Linked DNA regions of Homo sapiens: regions 2 and 3 are each linked to region 1. A link is an interaction called in ENCODE POLR2A ChIA-PET data of the cell type or tissue named here. Cell type or tissue: MCF 10A. All regions are shown on one strand. Links, peaks and the distances in the headings refer to the core of each region. The heading gives the core; the rest is flanking DNA. Region 1 overlaps PPFIA4 (PPFI scaffold protein A4). Region 2 overlaps ADORA1 (adenosine A1 receptor). Region 3 holds the start of LINC01353 (long intergenic non-protein coding RNA 1353).

Region 1 (6,278 bases), core at 408-5,407:
GAACCTTGAGTGGCACCATCCATTTCAGTCTCCCCTGTCTTCACCCCACCTCTCTGGCCTGGGTACTGAGGACAGGCTCGAGGTCTGAATTCAATACCCATCGCTCCACAAAATGTGGGGGAAATCCCGAGGTTCCCTAAACATGGGCCTAATTCAAGCATTAGGAGATAAGCTCCATCTCTCACAATGGTTTCAAGAAAAGGGATGCCAAGTCCATAGGATTGCCATGGCGTCTCAACTTCCAGTAAGGAAGTTTCTGATGCTTCATTCCAATCTCTCCTGCTGCCTTTCTGCCCGCTGCCTGAACTCAGGTGGTCCTTGACTCTCAAGAGAACTGGAGTGAATGGCTCTCCCTACCAGTGGGCCCTGTAGGACATGGCTAAGCAAGGGATGTGCAGGCCTCTCTCAGGGGTGTGCCCTCTGTCAAGGAAGCAGAAATCATGGCCTATGTCCTACCACAGCGGGGACAGAGCACTGGCTGTCTGATGACTCGCCTCTCAGCAGCCCTCGGAGGACAGGTGTTCCCTCCCAAACTGCCCAAGTAAGCTGGGTGACTCTGACCAAGTTATCTGAGCCTCAGTGTCCCACCCTGAACAGGAGGAGGACCCTGAGGTCCTGGGCAGTCTTTTGTTGGAAGGAAGTCTCCTTCCTCACGGTCCATCAGGACCCCGTCCTGGCATGCCCAGCCTCTGGCGCTGCAGTACCTGGAGTGGACGCCATCCACAAACGGCCCCCCTCGGCCCTTCAGCTGGTCCACCTCTTGGCGCAGCTTCTCAATCTCTTCAGACAGGCGGCCCTGTGCCAGCAGACCCGGGGTGGGGGCGGGAGTGGGGGCCAGGGAGGGGCAGAGAGGGAGGGTGGGAGTCAGAGAGGGACAAAGAGGACAGCAGAGTTGGGGAGAAGCTGAAGAATGTACTGCAAAGTCCAAAGCCAGGGGCCCCAGGCCAGGCCCACAGATGACACCAAAAGAGAAGAGGTCCAACCAGAGAGTGAGTGGAAGGATGGGCAGGGGCAGGGCCAGGAGGGGGTCTGTCTGGGGAGGGCTCTGCTAGCCTAGGCCTGCCGACCCCTCACTACTGCACAGATGCACAGCAGATGAGGCTGGGCAGCAGAGGGCCCCAGCACCCCCTCAGACCTCACAGACATTGCCGAGGCCAGGACGGAGGCAAATCCTCCCAGAATCACCAGGCTCTGGCTGCACCAGGGTTTGAAGCTCCCTCCAAATCCTGGGGTGGAGCCCCTCACTGGGCCCTGCCTCTCTGCTGTCCACCTCTGCCCTATGCTTCTGGCCTCAGTTTCTTCTTTCCCTGTGGGCAGTAATGCACCTACCATGATGGGCTCTAGTGAGAAATCACGGAATAATGTATGTAGTGCACTAACATATGCACTAACACTGCCAGGTATCAGAGCAGCAGCGTTAAAAGCAGGGTGTCCTTTCCTCCCTGCAACCCGGCCCTCCCAGGCTGGGCGGGGCTGGCCGCAGCCGGGTACCTTGTGGTGGTGCTGCTCCTCAATCTGCCGCTGGGAGCTCTCCAACTCCTGGATCAACGTGTTCTGGGGGAGAGCAGCTGTGAGCCAGGCCCCTGCCTTCCTCTCCCATTCCAGACCTGAGCCTCTGGGTGTGCAGTCTCAGCCCCACCTCTCCAGGCTGGCCACCCACCCCATTGAGACCCCGCCTGCGCCCATCACAGTCCCGCCTCCCCCCGCCCCACACCCAGCACTAACCTCTCGCATCCCAACCCCGCCCCTCTGGGCACCTTCTCCTCCAGGGCAGCCATGCGCTCCTTCAGGTGGAGCTGCAGACGCTCGTTGGACTCGCTGAGCAGCCGGTCCACTGTGTCCGACAGCCGCTTGTTGTGGTCCTCATTCATCTTTTCCCGCTGGCGCACCTGCACAGCCGTCTGCCTCGCACCAGGCCGCCCTCCCAGGGAGGACCACCCTCTCCTGCTGGGGTTTGACTCCCTCCCCTGTCCTCTTCTCATCCTCTGGGAGCCACTCTCTCCAGTCTCCTGACCACCTCCCCCTTCACCTGCCAGCCTCCTCCCACTCTCTGTGGCTGTGTCCCTGGCCAGGCCCTTCCTCCGTGCCCCTTCCACAGACCGCCCTGGGAGCCTGTCCTGCGGGAAGGAGGGGGCCTGAGGGCCCGGCCTGGTGCCCTCACCCGTGCCAGCTCCTGGTTCTTCTCCTCCAGCTGTCCCTCCAGCTGCCGCAGGTGCTCCTCAATGTTGCCATGCCGTTCTTCAGCCTAGGGGCAGGGATGGGTCGGTGCAGCCCGCAGATCTCTGTTCTTCCTGCTCAGGCCCCGCATCCCCTGCACCCTGGTGCCAGGGTGGCCCTGGGGATCATGGCCCCCAGTACCAGTGACGCTCAGCCTCCACTTATCATCTTGGAGCAGGACCACCATCCCCATTGCCTTTCTTCCCAGGTACTTCAATACCTGCCAGGTCTCCCCTGCCTCCTCCTCGCTCAGGCCTAGCCTTAAAACATCCTGAAGCTAGCAGTTCAAGAGACTGTAAATAATCCCCATGCTTCCAGAAAAAGCTCCACTTGAAAGCATGAGCTACCATAAACCTCTACGCCTCCAGATGGATAGAACCACACTGAAGAGCATGGGCTCATGCCACACCGCCTGGGTTCAAATCCTGGCTCCCTCTTACCACCTGTGTGACCTTAGACAAGTTACCAAACCTCTATGTGCCTTCGTTTCCACAACTGTAAAATGTGGGTAATAATAGCACCCAGGCCCACTGGACCATCACAAAGACTAAATGAAATAATCCAAGGCGAACACTGAGAACATAGTAAGCACTCAACAAATGTTAGCCCCGCATGGTTACGGCTCTGCTGTTAAACCAGCCCAGGTGGGGTAGTCTCCCTTTCCAGTCATGGATGTCCAGAGATGGAGACCCTACTGTCTCTGCTGGCAAGATATTCTAGAAAGCCACATCTCTTATAGTCAGGAAATCCTTCCTTAAACTCCTCCTGCGATGACTCACTTGACTGTATTAATCATTTCAGCCCGTGCCTTCATGTCAGCTTTGGGAGACACTAAGGCTGACTGCTCAGCAGCCCACACATAACATCCTCTGCTGTGATTTCAACCCAATCCTTCATTCCTCGAGGCTGGAAAGACCTCCGAGACCATCCCGTCTAACTCCAACATAGTGATAAGGACACTGAGGCCCAGTTAAGGGAGGGGATGACTTTTCCCAGGTCGCAGAGACAGTCAGTGGCAGAAGCAGTCTTGGTCCTGGGTCTGCTGGGACACAGCCAGGCTGCAGGTTCCGTCCTCGAAGCAGCTGAGCTGCACACTGGCCGGCCAGCCTCTCCCTTCCGAGCACTGTGCCTGGTGCTTCCTAAACACCGGTTTTCTTCTCGCCACGGGTTCGAAGATCCCATATGAGGCTGACCAGCTGAAAACGCTCCTAAATTATTTTGATTAACCCCTGCATGTCTAAATCCAGGCATTTACCTGGCTCTTCCAGAACCTATTATGTTTTCAGCCAGCACACCTCTCAGGAATTACTACTTCATAAAGTATCCATTAAATAAAATTGTATTCTTTTTTCTTCATCCTAAAACTGCAGCCTTCAAACAACCAGGAGCAGTCCCTAGATCTAGAAGCTTCAATTTGGCAATCAAAGATGTACTCAACCTAACTCTCACCCCTTTGCCCTTCAGGGATATATATACCATTTCTCTTCTAAGGTTTCACCTTTCCAGAGATGAAAGTCCTAATCTTTCTGCTCCAGCCCCAAGTGAAAGAAAGTGTTCACCACGACGGTGTAGAGGATTAAAAAAAAAAAAAAAGAAAAAGAAAAACACTTTGCATCAACATAGCTTCTTCTCCTTCAAGTACTTTTACACCCCTTCTTATGAGACTGTCACATCCCTGCAGGGTGATGAGGACAGGGATTACTCTTCCAACTGACAGGCACAAGGCAGTGTGCTCCCTGGAATCACACGGCGGGAAGCAGTTTTCTGGCTCCTGGCCCAGTGCGCCTCCCACGCGCTCCCTTCCCTGCCTGGCTCCCTGAGAGCTCAGAACATGGGGGACAGAGGCAGATCCCAGGCCCCTGGCCCACTTGCCTTGGTGAGGGCTGCAATTCTCTGGGCCAGCTCAGCCTCCACCTCTGGCAGCGTCTCTGCCTTGCGCATCGTCTGCTGCAGCTTCTGCTCTGCCACCTCCAGCAGCTCCTGCAGGTGTCGGGCCTTCTCCTCACACTAGCAATGTGGGGGTGGTGAAGTGATTCAAAAGGGAGCACTGAAGCCCCCACCCCCACCCCAGCCTCAGCAGAGAGCAGATGACAGGTCAGAAGCAGCAAGGGACAATCTTGGTTGTTGGCTGCCCGAGACGCCTGACTTCCCCTTTCAAAGGGTGACCTGCAGGACCCCAGGGGCTCCTCAGCCATCACCAGTAGGTTCACGAGGACACCTCCAGGGCTAAGTACAATGCCCATCCCCACCCCACCCTGAGGAGGTACCTGGCGGTGCAGGGACTCCTTGTTGGCCAGCTCATTCTCCAGCTTGTCATTGAGGTCATGGATGGATGTTGCCTCACGCTGAGCAGCCAGGTAGCGCTTCTCCAGTGTAGTAATCCGCTCTTCCATGTCCTCCTTCTGGGCCAGAGCCTGGGAGAAGAGGGGACAAGAAGGACGGTAACCAGCCTTTCCTTGCCCCCATCCTGTCTACACCTCCCCACCCACACCTGGCTGATTGGAACCCATTAAGGGGCATGAGCTACACTCTCCTGTCAGTTTCTGGCTTTGGCCCACCCCTTCCATGACCGCCCCCCAACAATGGAGCCAGGCAAGGAGGCAGGTGTTCAGTCTCACGCCCCAGAGCCTTTGCCTGGCTCTCCCTCCACACGCTCCACAATGAGGTCACAGAGCAGGCCTGCGCCCTCACGCACCTCCCGGAGGTCCCGCTGATGCTTGCTGCTCAGCTCCTCCGACTTGATGAGGTCCCGGCGGGCCGTGCCCAGGTCCTCCTCGAGTTCAGTCACGGTTGTTGTTAGGGTGACCAGTCGCTCCCGGGCCTGGCTCAACTCAAAGTTCTGCTTCTCCAGGAGCTCCTGCAGCTCCTCTACCCGGCCCGTATCCTCCTCCAGGGATAGGGACAGTAGCTCTGTGAGTCACAGCAGCATCCCACCCACCCCACTCCCCTATCCCAGGGGTGGAAGGAGGAACAGCACACCCAGAGCAGGTCAAGGCTCTGCCCCCAACATCACAGCACTCCTCTGGCTACAACTGCCTCCCTCTGGGCCCCAGGAGGTCACTCCTGACAATGACCAAACACCTTGCTATCCTTTGTCTCTCTTGAAAACAAGTTTCTAGTTTTATCTGCTATGCCAGCCTCTTGTAACCCAGAAAGGGGCGTGACTGGGGGAACAAAGGTTCAGACAGAGAAGGAATCTTGCCTGATGCTGCCACATGAGGCAGATGGTGCCTAACAATTCAAGCAGACAAGCGTATGATGTGCCCAGCATGTGTTGGGCACTAAAATAAAAATCTACAGATTTCATTGCAGATGGGGTAGGGAGAAGAAGAAAAGAGAAGGGGGAATATCAGAGAAAGCCTCAAATTTAATTCAAGCAGTTAGTCTACTGAACTAAGGCAGAGCCGGGCCTCCAACCTCCCACCTTGGGGAACACATGACCCCTGCTACACAGCTCTCCATGACCTACCTTCCACAGGCGTTTCGGCCCCAGCTCCACAGTCCCCTCCTCTTCTGCCGCTCCATCCCGCACCCCTGCCCCCTGCTGCAGGGCAGACACCTGTAGGGCACAAGCCCCAGGGCAATGAGTCAAAGAGAAGAGAACCTCCCATACATTCCAGACCCTTCCAAAGCCCCTGTCTTAGTTAAAAAATGTCTCCTAGAAAGAGGTGCTCAGCCTAGCCTTGCCTAGCAGCTTCCAGCCATGGCAGGGAGAAATCTGACAAGAAACAGAGTAGGGCACAGGGGTGAACCAGCCTGGACTTCCAGGAGCTGCAGACTGAGGGTGAGCAGGCAGATTACCTGCTGGTGGGCACCTGCCAGCTGCTCCTCCAAGGTGGTGACTCGCTCCAGCGCTGCCCGGAGCCGCTCTCGCACCTGCTCGAGGTAAGGGGAGATGGAGGAAGAAAGGGGGACCCCACTTGAGTCAGGCTGGAAGAGACTGGGCTTGGTCTACCACCACTGAGCATGAGGACAGTGAAGGGCCTACTAAGCAGCACATTTGCAGGAGGGAGCCTAACAGGAGGACCTTGAAGTTAAGACAATGTTTGGAGGGAGCCAGT
Region 2 (6,278 bases), core at 878-5,877, 110 kb before region 1:
GGACCTCGGCATTTGCTGCCCAGGGCCACCTCAGGCCTCTGCTGCCCAGGGCCACCTCAGGACTCTGCTCCTTGGCAGCCCCAGCCATGGCTCAAGCAGGCCCAGATGTAGCTTGTGCTGCTGCTCCAGAGAGCACAAGTGGTAGGTAGGTCTTGGCAGTGTCCACATGGTGCTGATTCTGCAGGTGCACAGAGTGTGGAAGCCATGGGGTCATGCCAGCCTCCAATTAGATTTCAAAGGATATCATGGACAGCCTGGAAGCCCAGGCAGAAACTTGTCACAGGGACAGAGCCACCACAGAGATCCCTCACCAGGGCAATGCCTCCTGGAGCCATGGGAGTGAGGCCACTGCCCAGACACCAGCACTGTAGGACCACCAGCATGCAACTCCAGTATGGGAGAGCTGCAGGCATGAGACTCCAATCCACGAGAGCTGCTTCATGGGCTGAGCCCAGTAGAGCCAATATGTCCAGGAGGTGGTACATGGAGTAAAAGGCTATTCTAGAATCTTAAGATTTAATGTTGTCTGGCTTGTTGGGGTTTGGACTTACTTGGATCCTGTTACTGCTTTCTTCTTGCCTGTTTCTCCCCTTTGGAATGGGGAACCTATCCTATTCCTGTCCCACCATTGTATTTTGGAAGCATGTAACTTGTTTTGATTTCATAGGCTCACAACCAGAAGGAAATTTGCCTTAGGATGAATCCTGCCTTTAGCCTCACCCATATCTGATTTAGATGAGACTCTGGACTTAGGACTTTTGAGTTGATGCTGGAACTAGTTAAGACTTTGGGGCCTACTGGGATGGAATAAATGTATTTTGCATGCGAGAAGGACATGAATTTTGAAGGCCAGGGCAGAATGCCATGGTTTGAATGTGTCCCTCAAAGCTCATATATTGGAAACAATCCCCATTGCAACAGTGTAGAGAGGTGGGACCTTTAAGAGGTAATTAGGTCATGAGGCTCTGCCCATATGAATAGATTAATGCCAATACTGCAGGATTAGTTTTGTTACCACAGAAGTGGGGTCCTTCTGAAGGATGAGTTCAGCTCCTGTCTGTGTGATGCCTTCCACATGGTATGAGGCAGCAACAAGGTCCTTATCAGACATGGCCCTCTAATCTTAGACTTCCCAGCCTCCAGAACTGTGAGCCAAATAAATTTCTGTTCATTATGAATTACCTAGTCTGTGCTATTCTATTATAGCAGCAGAAAATGAAGTAAGACAGATGTCCAGGTGAGAGAAAGAGTCAACAAGATGACTCTGTCTGGTTTTTATCCTGACCACTGAGCAGAGGGCACTGTCATTCCCCCAGTCTCCTTGACCCTTCTTTCCCTGAAGGGCCCATCCCCTTACCTTAAACTCCACTTCACTCTCCCTGAACTCCACTCTACTATCACCATGCTAGTGGACACTCCTTTGTTTACATACCTGGGGCACTCTCCTACCTCAGGGGCTTTGCACTTCCTGTTCATTTCCTGAAATGTCTGGGAAGGTTCATTCTCCGTTCATTCAGGTCTCCACTCAGATGTCAGGTCCTAAGGGAAGATTCCTGACTCTCCTGAAAAATAGTCTCTATCACTGTCTCCTCTTGCCATATTTAATTTTCCTGATAGCATTTCCTGACTCTCTCCCTCCTCCCTCTCTCTCACACCCTCTCTTCCCCCCTATCTAACTATCTATCTATCTATACATTTATTATTAGTTTCTCTCCAGTGCTCCAGTAGAATGTAAGCCCCAGTAGGACAGAACCTTTGGCATGTTAACCACTGCATCCCCAGTACCTATATCAGTGCTCAATAACTATTTGTTGAATGAATGAATAAATACATGTAAAAATGGATTAATGAAACCATACATCCACTTATTCAGAAATGATTGCTCAAGGACCTGCAACGTGAGTACATCTCAGGGAACAAGAGATAAGGATTAAATGGTAGGTGCTCAATTAGAGACAGTCAGATTAGAAAGGCATGACCCTAGCCCTGAAGGCAATTACAATGCCCTGGATGAGGAAAATCATTCCCTGGTTTATTCCCTGCTGTGCTGGGAGCTGTAGGGGATCCACTGCTGAATCAGACAACTCCTGGTCCCCTACCTAGGTCCTGCGACATAAGGCCGCTATGACAAGGGCCTCTTATGAAATGTATGAGAAACTGCCACCAGGCCACCAGCCAGCCACCAACATGTCCATAGTGGCTTGGAGTCCCAGCATTGCCCTGCACACTGTGAGACCAGCAGAGGCTTCCCTGGCCAGAACTCACCTCCCCAGAGTCTCTTAGCCTGCATCCCAGAAAAGCAAGCCTTCATCTCATGCTAATTCCCAGCAGTCGTCATGAGAATGCCCAAGTTCCTCATTGGTCCTTTGCCTCATGAATCGTCCTTTTCAGGGATGAGATCACTTCTAGTTGGAGACCCGACTGTGCACAGAGGGGTGGCCTCTCCTTGTCTACACCCTTAGAGGGCACTCCTTCTGGATGCCATTGGGGACTGATAGTTAGGTTGACTCAGAGAACATAAACGATAAGCCACTTTAGAAAAGGAAGAGCTGTCTGGGCACGGTGGCTCATGCCTGTAATCCCAGCACTTTGGGAGACCAAGGCAGGTGGATCACTTGAGGTCAGGAGTTCGAGACCACCCTGGCCAACATGGTGAAACCCCATCTCTACTAAAAATACAAAAACTGGCTGGGTGTGATGGCGGGTACCTATAGTCCCAGCTACTCAGGAGGCTGAGGCAGGAGAATCGCTTGAACCTGGGAGGTGGAGGTTGCAGTGAGCCATGCCACTGAACTCCAGCCTGGGTGACAGAGCGAGACTCCGTCTCAAAATAACAATAATAATAATAATAATAATAATAATAATAATAATAATAAATAGGAAGAGCCCAGATGCCATCAGATGGTGAACACACCATGGGACCAACCAGCGAAGACACATCTGACAGAGAAAAAAGAAGGAAGAGGGGGTGGGCATAGACGTCCTACATAATTCTCTTTGGTGAATGCAGAACAGCCAAACTGAGAAAGGTGCAAAGAAGCCAGCCACCACTGCAGGGATGAGACTGGAGTGTGCTGGTTCTGAAGCTGTCTGTCCTTGGCTTTCTCTCCTGGCCCTGCCCTGTTTTGTATCACCATGGGGCTGACCCCGGCAGGCTGCATTTCCCAAGCCCTGGGGCTATCCAGGTCCATGGGAAATACTGCAGTGCTGGAGCAGTGGGGATGGGGCGGTGGTGGGGAGCTGTCTACCTCCCTGTCCCAGCTGTGTACTAGGCAGTGGTTATGACTCCTCCATGGCTCCAACACACACCAGACAAGCCCACCATGGGTGCGGCTTCTACCAGCCAACTGCAGCCCCTGGGCTCCGGGATCACCGCCTCCTCACTTTGTCCTTCTGCCTTGGGGTAGCTTCCTGTTGTTACTCATCTCTGGGTTACTTCACTCTCCCTGTTTGTGTCTCGGCTGCTTCATCACCAATTCCTGGTATAAGGCCCTCGGCTGTAAACACCTAAAATGATTTTTGTGTTCCTGGTTAGACTCAGACAGTTCAAGAGTAAAGCTGCATCAGGAAGAACTGAGCTCAGTCATCCCTAAGAACCCCCTGCCAGAGGTATAGGTACGAGTGAGCCACCCAACTCTTACAAACGCCTTCACTCAGAGGCAAGAGAACCCACATGTGGGTTTGGAAAATGCTAAGCATGGCTTGCCTGAGGGCAGGATGACACAGTGTCCTGTCAACTGCTGAGACCAGAGCAGGGTCCTCAGGCCTGGCCGTCCCTGTTTCTCATCACCTGCTCCTCATGGAAGCACTGGACATGGGAGCAGGGAGGTGGAGGGCCGGGGGGTGGCAGAGGTCCACGTCTTTCCACCATCCTGCGGTTTGGATAGTCAGGGATTGAATCTTCCCTCTTCCGTTCCCTCACTCTTGGCTGGGAGGGAGTGACAGTTCATAGCTCTGGTCCCCTCCTTCCCGCCTCCTCTCTTATCAAGGATCTCAGCCACTTGTAACTGGAAACTTGGATCTCAAGAGCAGGAAAGTAAGGCTTTCAGACTATTAAACTACTTCCTGTGGAGAAATTCTTCCTCCCCAAGGAGAACAGGAAACCAGATATAATCAAAGGTGCTGGGCACACTCCAGGGGCCAAATATTTAACAGTAACATTGCCCAGGGGAGTCTGCTTCAGGGGCCCTGGGGAGGGGGCAGGATGTCAGGCCTAAGAATCCTGCCTTGAATCCCGCTGTGAGGGGCTCTGTGGCATCACTCACCATCTAAAACATCAGTGCCCACCAATCCCCAAAAGGAGACTCGGGCTGACACCCCAGGGCCAGTCTGCAGGGCTACAGGGAGGAGGGCAGACACTCTGTGTCTTGAAAGAAAAGAGCTGGATAAATTGATTAGGTCATTAGTGTAATGGGCCTTGGAAATCACTCCTGGTCACTTGCTGAGGACAAATAACTCCACAGCCTGGTGGGGAAAATAATGAGGTTCCTGTGTGTGACTCAGTAACACCCTCTATTCTGGCAACCTCCCCAACTGTCTGTCCTTCGGATTCAAGGCCCCTTTCTGAGCGCTGGACGTGAGCAGAATAAACATAGATCCCACCATGAAGGAACTCTCAGTCCACAGGAGAGGCCCAGCACCTGAGCAAAGGGATCCCCAGTGTGATGAGAGCGGCATGTGCTGCAAAGCACAGGGCAGAGCTCCCTGCCAGCTCCCCCACTCAAAGGTTTCATGCATGACTGACAGCACAAGCTCCCCCCAGACCTGTGTGCCTGCAGAGAGCTCTTTTCTCTCTCTCTCTGGGTGGGCGTTCTCATCCCAACAAACAGAAGTTTGGATTTGCTCAGTGGTTCTGATCCGGAGGGGGCTTCAGAGGGTGGGGTGCAAAGTGGGAGGCTTTCAGATTTGGAGGAGGCATGTTTTCAAAGTATATTTGCCTCTGAACCTCATCCCTTTCTCCCAGTCCAGGGCATATCCTATGGAATGTTTTTCCACAGCCAGAAGGCCAAGGTATCACACTTTGAGACAATGCCCTGGGCGATTTCACAATACAGCCACCTCCTCCCCTCCCAAAGTCAAGCACAGCACCCACATCCCCGTGAGGCGGTGGTCCTCAAGGAGGAGGGTGTCTGACCTGGACAGTAAATGCAGGAAAACTGGACCCAGACCTTGGCATTCTCAGCTCTTTCTGCACTGAGATTTGATTCTCTCCATCTCTCCAAGGAAGACCGGGATGGCAAAAGGAGCAAGGCCAATTAGCCCCACCTGCTATGGGTGACTGTTTCTGACTCATCCCGTGGGACAGGAAAAAACCATCCCATCTGCATTCAGACTTAATGACCTGTGAGTAGCTGCTGCAGGGAGGCCTCACTGGGATGGCCAGGGTGCTAAAAGGGGCAAAATTCCTTTTCCAGTGAAGTGGAAAGGTCCGCCATGGTGGGAAGGGAGCTGATGGCTTTATGCGGCTTCCCATAGGCCTCTCTGGTCTTTGCAGACTGTGGCCTCTTAGGAGAACAGCAGAGAATCCGCCAGCCCAGCTGGCACATGGGGAGGGCCCAGGCAGGAGGGAGCCAGGAAGCAGCAGAATTCTGCAGGCTCAGGAGAGCAGAGGGGGCCCATGCTGGACCCCCAAAGAAGGGCAGTCCTCCCTTGGAATACCTCATTGTGGTGGGAAATGGGAGACCCCCATTCTGGTCCAGGCTGTGCCAGGAGTGAGCTGGCCTTCGGGGAGACCCTTTCCCTTTTGGGGCCTCTGTGTCCTTGTCTGGATGATGAGGGATTGAATGAGATCTTTTCTGGGCTCTAGCAGGTCACGGTTCCCTTCTTCTGGAATGTGTCAAATCATCTTCTATAGAGAGCTGAGCTCAGCGCTAGCAGAAAGGAGGGAGGGGCACTGAACACGGAACTCCTTGTGGGGAGGAGGAGCCCAGGGGCAGTGGTGAGGGGCACCCATACATCCCCGGAAGGGAGTCCCTTCTGAAAGGATTCCATGCTGTAGCTCTGTGCCCCATGGAGAGGAAGATGGGGGGCAAGATGGAATGTAAAGAGAAATAAATATTTATTGAGTATAAGAATGAATGAATGAATGAATGAATGAATGAATGCATGCATGCATGAAGTGTGCTGTGGGGTAAGATCCGAGTTCAAACTGTGACTCCACCATTAACAGCTTGTGGCCTGGAGCAAGTAACAATTCCTTGAGCCTTGGTTTTGTCCTGGGCACAATGGGAGGAGAAGGTTGGCTTGGCAGGCCCCCTGTGAGGATGAGGCTGGCGCAG
Region 3 (6,278 bases), core at 639-5,638, 240 kb before region 1:
TCTCTTCTGTCCTGAAACAAGCAAATAAAAAGAAAAACTGGCATCTGTGTTTCCAGAGAATCCCAGAAAGTCTCAGAAGAGGCACTGCTGTAAGGCGACTGGCTTCTCATTAGCCAAGTGGCCTCCCCATGTCTTCCCCAGACCAGTCAAATAAAAAGGTCTGGCCTAGGGGCTGACGGAGAAGCAGCCTGAAAAACGAGGGTTTCCAGAGGCCTCCTGCCAGGCAGAGGCCAAGAAAAAAACAGAAAAGGAAGAGAAACTGCGATGAGAACTCAGGGCTCATCATGGAGCCTTCACTGTCCTGGGGCAGGTTGGGGGAGGCGCTCTGATTTCTGAGTCCAGCTGAGCACTCAGATAAAGCCTGTTGGAGTGCTGTTCTCAGAGGCCTGCCTCGTCTCGCCTGAAATTATGGGTGTGCGTGCCTGCCTGTGGTGGGTTGGGGAGTAAATTGGGTAGCTCAGCCTCCGGGGAAAGTCCCCAGGGCCTCCCAACCATCCCTTCACACCCACAGTGCTTAGCCACCCACATTCGCTCCTCTATCTAAGGTCTACTTCCTCTCTCTACTTCCCCTGGCCCAGTCTCTCCACGGTAGAGAGTTGTCTGGGGGGACAACTCACCCCATCCCCAAGCTCTGGGTGCTGTGATAGAGTGGGAGTTTGAGGCATGAAAAATAGCTAGTGGCCCTCCTTGGCAGGGCATTGGCCGAGGATGTGGCAAGTTTGCTTTGGCTGTGGGCACGGTCCCTGTCTCTGAGGCTTACCCTCACGGTGGCTGGTGAACATGGTTTTATGCCTGGGAATTTTAAAGGATGTGGGAGGGGCCTTCCTTCCTCAGGAGCCAGTGTCCTGGGACTGGATGATACCAAAGGTGTTGAAGAATAAAAACAATGGGGTAATGTTTGTGTTTCTGCCTGGACAGTACTGCATAGCGGTTATGGGTGGGCTTTGGGGTCAGATGGGACCTTAGCTCTGCCACTTGCTGGTAGGTCTTCTGGCAAGTTCCTAACCTCTCTGAGCCTCAATTTCCTTGTCTGAAAAATAGAAGTAAAAGTATTAATCGTATTGATTCTTTTTTTTTTAGGCAGGGTCTCACTCTGTCACCCCAGGCTGGAGTGCAGTGGCAGGATCACAGCTCACTGCAGCCTTGACCTTCTGGGCTCACGCGATTCTCCCACCTCAACCTCTGGAGTAGCTGGGACCACAGGCAGGCAACATCACACCTGGCTAATTTTTTGGGTATTTTTTTGTAGAGATGGGGTTTTGCCATGTTGCCCAGGCTGGTCTGAAACTTCTTGAGCTCAAGCAATCCATCTGCCTCGGCCTCCCAAAGTGCTGGAATTATAGGCATGAGCCACCGCACCTGGCCTGTATTGTTCTTTTGAAGATAAAAGGAGATCACGTTTATTAAGCATTCTGCACATATGTTCACTCTTTCCACAATATTTGCACACCCAGCGCATAGTAAACACATTAAATAGTGGCTTTTATTACTATTAGCAGTGGTAGCAGTATCATAAAAGTCCTCAAGGACACCACATGGAGAGTTAGTCGGAGTCACCAGGTGTTCCAAGTTTGCCTTTGGCGGTCTCCTGCCTCTCAGCTTTCTTCGAGGTTGCTCTGGTACCTCATCACCTCCACCACCTCCTCCACCATCCCGACCTCAGCCTGGCCTGGAAGAAAGTGCAATGAGTGTGGAAGCACAAGACCGATGCTTCCACCCCAGCTTTGCCCTGCCCTGGGCCATTCCACCCTTCTGAGCCTCCATTTCCTTATCACTGAAATGGGGAGAATACTTTCTGGCTGGCTTCGTTTATTGTGAGAGTCAAGAGAATAAACGTTTGTGAAAATACTTTGAAAACAGCCCCCACCTATCAGTTCTCCACCAGGTGAATTCTCCCCTCTCATCCTCGGCACCAGCTCCTACCCCATTCCTCCCCTTCGAGTCTCTCTCTGTAGATTTTCATGGCTTTGGGCATTTTGTTCACAGCTCTGTTGACATTCCCTTGACCTCAGAATTCTGGAGGTGCCTTAATTCCGACTTCCCCTATAGACGCCTCCTCAGGGCAGGAAATATGCCTTATTCATTCATCCTGTGATTCCAGTGCCAGGCCCAGGAAGGGCACATAGTAGGAGCTCAGTCAGCGCTGATTCCCTTTCTTCTACCAGCAAATCCCAGGGATGGAGGCCTGAAAAAGAACCCAGTAGAATTTAGGGGAGCAGACTCTGTCCTCCAAGAGAGAGGGGTTGGGGAAGAAGGGAGACAGGAGGAAAGGAGGGGAGTGGCCCTTTGCTATGCAGGCCAAAGGATGCCCGCTGTCACCACACACAGGCGCAAGGTAATACCAGTCTCCATAGGGTGACATGGTGCTGACTGGTTTTACTCAGCGATCCCAAGGCTGGGAGAACCTCTGAGAGCCTCAGCAGAGGGCCAAGCCACTCTTCCTGGTAGGAAAGCAGACATTCTGCCTAAAAGGGAAGTCCTTGGGTAACAAGTTCCACTTCATCACAGCCAGGGCACTAACCTAAAACCCTACCCTCTCCTCCTCCCCCACCGCACAGGCAAACCATTTCCTCTTCTGCTGAGCTCATGGAAACAAAGAACAGCTGTCCTCTCATTGATTGGTTTAAAAATAAGAGACTCTTGCTTTACCTCCCCAACCCCCCACCCAGACCTCTGATGACCAAACATCTCAGCACAGTCCCCCTCAGGCCTCCACCCACTCCCCTGGGGACAGAGGGGCAGCCCCTGGGCCGCCCACAGGCTCCCTCCTCCTCCCTGTGGGGACCAGCCTCTGCCTGCCACTGAGCCACACCCGTCTACCTTCGGTGGGGTGACTGCAGCTGCCCAGCCACTGGCTCTTACCAGTGTGGCCTTGGCATTCACACTTTGGCCACCATAATTTTGTCTCTGCAGTGGGCCTTGCACAAGGCTGGGAGGAAACAGCCTCTGTAGAAATCAAGGTTTCCTGCTCTGTGAGGGCTGATGCGGTGCCATGGAGATACTTCCTGTGACTTTGCCAGGCAAACTGGAGGCCAGGGGAAAGATCGGGAGTGTGAAGTCCTGACTTCTCAGCTACTCAGAAACCCCTCTAAGCCTCGATGTTTTCATCTGAAAAATGACAGTGGCAAACTGCTTATAGAGGGACTGTCAGGATCAAACGAGATATGGTTATGAAGGCGCATTGAAAACGGTGCCACCATGGACACACGAGTTGCTATTTCTGCCTGCCACCTCCACAGACCCCAGTTCACCACCAGCTGCAATCTCTACAAGTGGCCCTGCCTTCCTGAAAACCCCAAACCAAGACTTGCCTCCCTGGGCATCTGAGTCCACCCCATCCTCTCTCCTCGGGCTTACTTACTCAACCTACACCACAGGGAAATGCACCAGTTGCTTAAGAGGTGTGGAAAGTTTCCTCCAGTTTTTTCCATGGTTTGTGTGCTTGTCTTACCTGTCCCGCCTCCTTCCTAGCACCGTGGGAGTATAAGCTGGCTCCTCTGCAATGGATCCGTGGCCAGTACCTCTGTTCCCTCACAGCACAGGATAACAATAAGTGTGCCAAATGGAAGTGTGCGTGTGGGAGAGGGCACACAGCCAGATGGCTCCTTGGGGCAAAGCCTTATTTCTACCACATAGGACTTTGTAGACAATCACTCTCTGGCTATAGAGGGGTTTTGTGCTCATTTTCTGTTGTGAATCAAGCTAATTTTGGATTCACTGGGATACAATAGTGAACTGAAAGGCAGCTGCCTGCAGGAGGAGCTCAGAGAACCAAGCAGAGCCAAGCCCTGGGAAGCCTTTTAGAGGAAGATTTGCAGAGAAGGAGTGTGACAGTCATAAGTGTCCCACGCTCTCAGTCCTCAGCAGGCTGTCCCTCCCAGTCCCAGGTTCACCTTGCAGAGGTGTGGTGGAGAACAAGCGTGCCCAGCAGCTTCCCGTCTGAAAGCCAACTGGCACAGCCCACCTCCAGTGGGCCACCCATGTTTCTGGGGCCAATGAGCCTCTGAGCTGGGAGGTCCTGGCCAAAGAAATGCCCTCCTGCCTCAGAGAACAGAAAGTTCCAGAAGATCCAGGGTAGCTTTATTCCTGACTTAGCAAGCAGACCTAGAAGTGGGATGGAGAAGGGCTTTTGAATCTCCCTCCAAAGGTCCAGAGAAATCTCCTTGGAAATTTGATTGATTATTGATTATTGTAACAAGAGTTTCTCCTCCCCCAGGAAGCTCACCAGAGTGGTCTTCTTCTAATAGAGGCGGAACTGTGTGATGGGTGGTCGGAGGTTCCGGCTGCTGTGCCAGACCGCTTGGGTTCAAATCTTATCTTTAACAGTTACCTAATATTCGCTGTGCTTCAGTTGCCTCATCCATAAAGTAGAAATTACAATGATATCTATCACATTGGATTGTTTTTGATTAATGAGTTACTATGTGCAAAACACTTAGGGCTCAGTATTGTTATTATAAGAAAGAACTTTACTTAAGAGGCTTCCTAGTTTAATTTCTCTACCATTATGAAAAGAAATTCTCTCCCTGATTCCGACACCTTTGTTTCTTTCTTTTTCTTTTTTTTTCTTTTTTCTTTTTTTTTTTAAGAGAAGGGGTCTCACCTTGTTGCCCATGCTAGTCTCAAACTCCTGGGCTCAAGCCATCCACTCACCTCAGCCTCCCAAAGTGCTGGGGTAATAGGCATGATCAATATATAATATATATGACATTATATATAATATATTATGTTTCTCCTGGCCTCTGAGCTCCAGGTTCAGCAAGAGGAGAATGCTCAGTTCCTTCCTGTGGACTAAAAGCCACAGGAGACATTCATCAACAGCAATGGGGTGATGAGAGCCATTTGGGAGTATTAGGAAGTGGAAGGTCTGAGAACCTTTTCAAACTAAGAAACCCACCTGGCCAAGGTGTCCCTGACTTGACTCATTCAGTCCCTATCCTGCCATATATTTATTATAACTATATTATATCCCAGAACTTTCACATTTATTGTGTTATTTAATCTTCATGATGATCCCACAGAATAGGCTATAAAGATCTTATCAGAGAAGGCAACTGGGACCTTGGGACGGGTCTCCCACTTCCTGTCCTACTGAGAAGGATCCTATCCATCTTTGCCCCAGGCCATTCCACTGAGGAAGCTGCAAGGTGGTTCCATGGAGGACCAGTTCAGAGTCCATAATAACAGGATGACTTAATGACAGGTTGAATCAGTTTGTTATTTGGAGCAGGCACTGCAGGGAAAGGGCTGGCCATGTTAGACGTGGCTCATCCTCTTCCCTCTTCAAAAACACTCCCACTTAATGCTTGACCTCCCAGAATCAAGGAAGTACGTGGCCTTATTGCTAGAGCCAAAATTTGCAGAGTCAAGTGCACATCCAGCCTGCTAACAAGAAATTCCAGGTGCCCTGAGGACAGTGGTGCTGGCCTCAAAGTCACAAGAGCTTTCTGGGTTTAGGGTCACCCTGCACTGATTCTGAGGAATTGGGAGTAAGACACAGACCCTCTCCATACACTTGGCCTGGGAGGATCATCCTGCCCTGCTCACGGGGGAGAGGGACAGAGCCCGTCAGTCCCAGCCCCAGCTCTCCGGCATGATGCCAGAAGTCAGGAGCCTGGTGAACTCTCTGGCTCAGCCACCGACTCTCTGGGTCTCAGACTTCTTCATTATAAAGTGAGGATGTCGGACTAACCGTACCTAAGATAGCCGTGAGCTTGGACAGCCGGGATGACCTTCTCTGTGCCAAATTACCCTAATTCCTTCCATCTTGTGTCATTTGCCTTCCACTTACTGGTCTTATATACATCTTTTTAAAGGATTTTATCAGTTTAGTTAAATTCAACATTCTCCAAGCAGCTGGTATACACCCGACATTGACCCGATACTGGAAAATCAATGGTGCTGAGATATCTGTTTTCAGAGTGCTTCCAGTCTAGCAGAGGAAGGCAGGCAAGAGAACAGACAATGAGACCAGGGTCTCTGGAAGCTGTGGGAGGGAGAAGAACAGGGAAAAGATCCCAGCAGGCCAGAAAGGGTTTTCCTCAGGTGACTTGGGTCTGAGAAGAAACTCACCCCGTTCCAGGAGAAGTAGGGGCAAGGGAGAAGGGGACTAACATTTTTTGTTTGTTTTGTTTTAAGATGGGGTCTCACTATGTTGCCCAAGCTGAAGTGAATGACTATTCACAGATGCAATAATAATGCACTGTAGCCTCAAACTCCTGGGCTCAAGGGATCCCCTCACTTCAGCCTCCTGTGTAGCTGGGACTATAGGTGTAAGC

The links. ChIA-PET counts read pairs that join two places held together with the same protein. Peaks named below come from ENCODE experiments on the same cell type or tissue, not always from the same donor. Only the 100,000 strongest peaks of a DNase experiment are listed, where the experiment ranks them.
Region 2: POLR2A ChIA-PET joins it to region 1 with 5 read pairs; 1 of 35 experiments calls an interaction of 5 or more read pairs at or near these places.
Region 3: POLR2A ChIA-PET joins it to region 1 with 6 read pairs; 2 of 35 experiments call an interaction of 5 or more read pairs at or near these places.

What each region holds. Positions count from the first base shown.
Region 1 is chr1:203,044,194-203,050,471 of GRCh38, reverse strand. PPFIA4 (PPFI scaffold protein A4) reads right to left here. Exons shown (of 30, transcript NM_001304331.2): 5 at 6,019-6,093; 6 at 5,687-5,776; 7 at 4,913-5,104; 8 at 4,485-4,631; 9 at 4,090-4,224; 10 at 2,162-2,245; 11 at 1,758-1,889; 12 at 1,492-1,554; 13 at 705-796. Among named protein-coding and RNA genes, the nearest start is that of PPFIA4, 21 kb to the right of the region's middle. RefSeq lists enhancers at 1,612-2,509, 4,381-5,018, 5,019-5,657 and silencers at 4,026-4,228, 5,637-5,931. In MCF 10A, for the core only: a CTCF peak has its summit at 2,235; DNase peaks (open chromatin) are centred at 3,021 and 3,981.
Region 2 is chr1:203,151,615-203,157,892 of GRCh38, reverse strand. All of the region lies in intron 3 of ADORA1 (adenosine A1 receptor), which reads right to left. Among named protein-coding and RNA genes, the nearest start is that of MYBPH, 21 kb to the left of the region's middle. In MCF 10A, for the core only: no CTCF peak of the experiment used is centred there; DNase peaks (open chromatin) are centred at 3,402 and 5,272.
Region 3 is chr1:203,283,896-203,290,173 of GRCh38, reverse strand. LINC01353 (long intergenic non-protein coding RNA 1353) reads right to left here and starts at 3,022. Exons shown (of 3, transcript NR_117097.1): 1 at 2,863-3,022; 2 at 1,868-2,185; 3 at 1,376-1,669. RefSeq lists enhancers at 70-629, 2,017-3,216. In MCF 10A, for the core only: no CTCF peak of the experiment used is centred there; no DNase peak of the experiment used is centred there.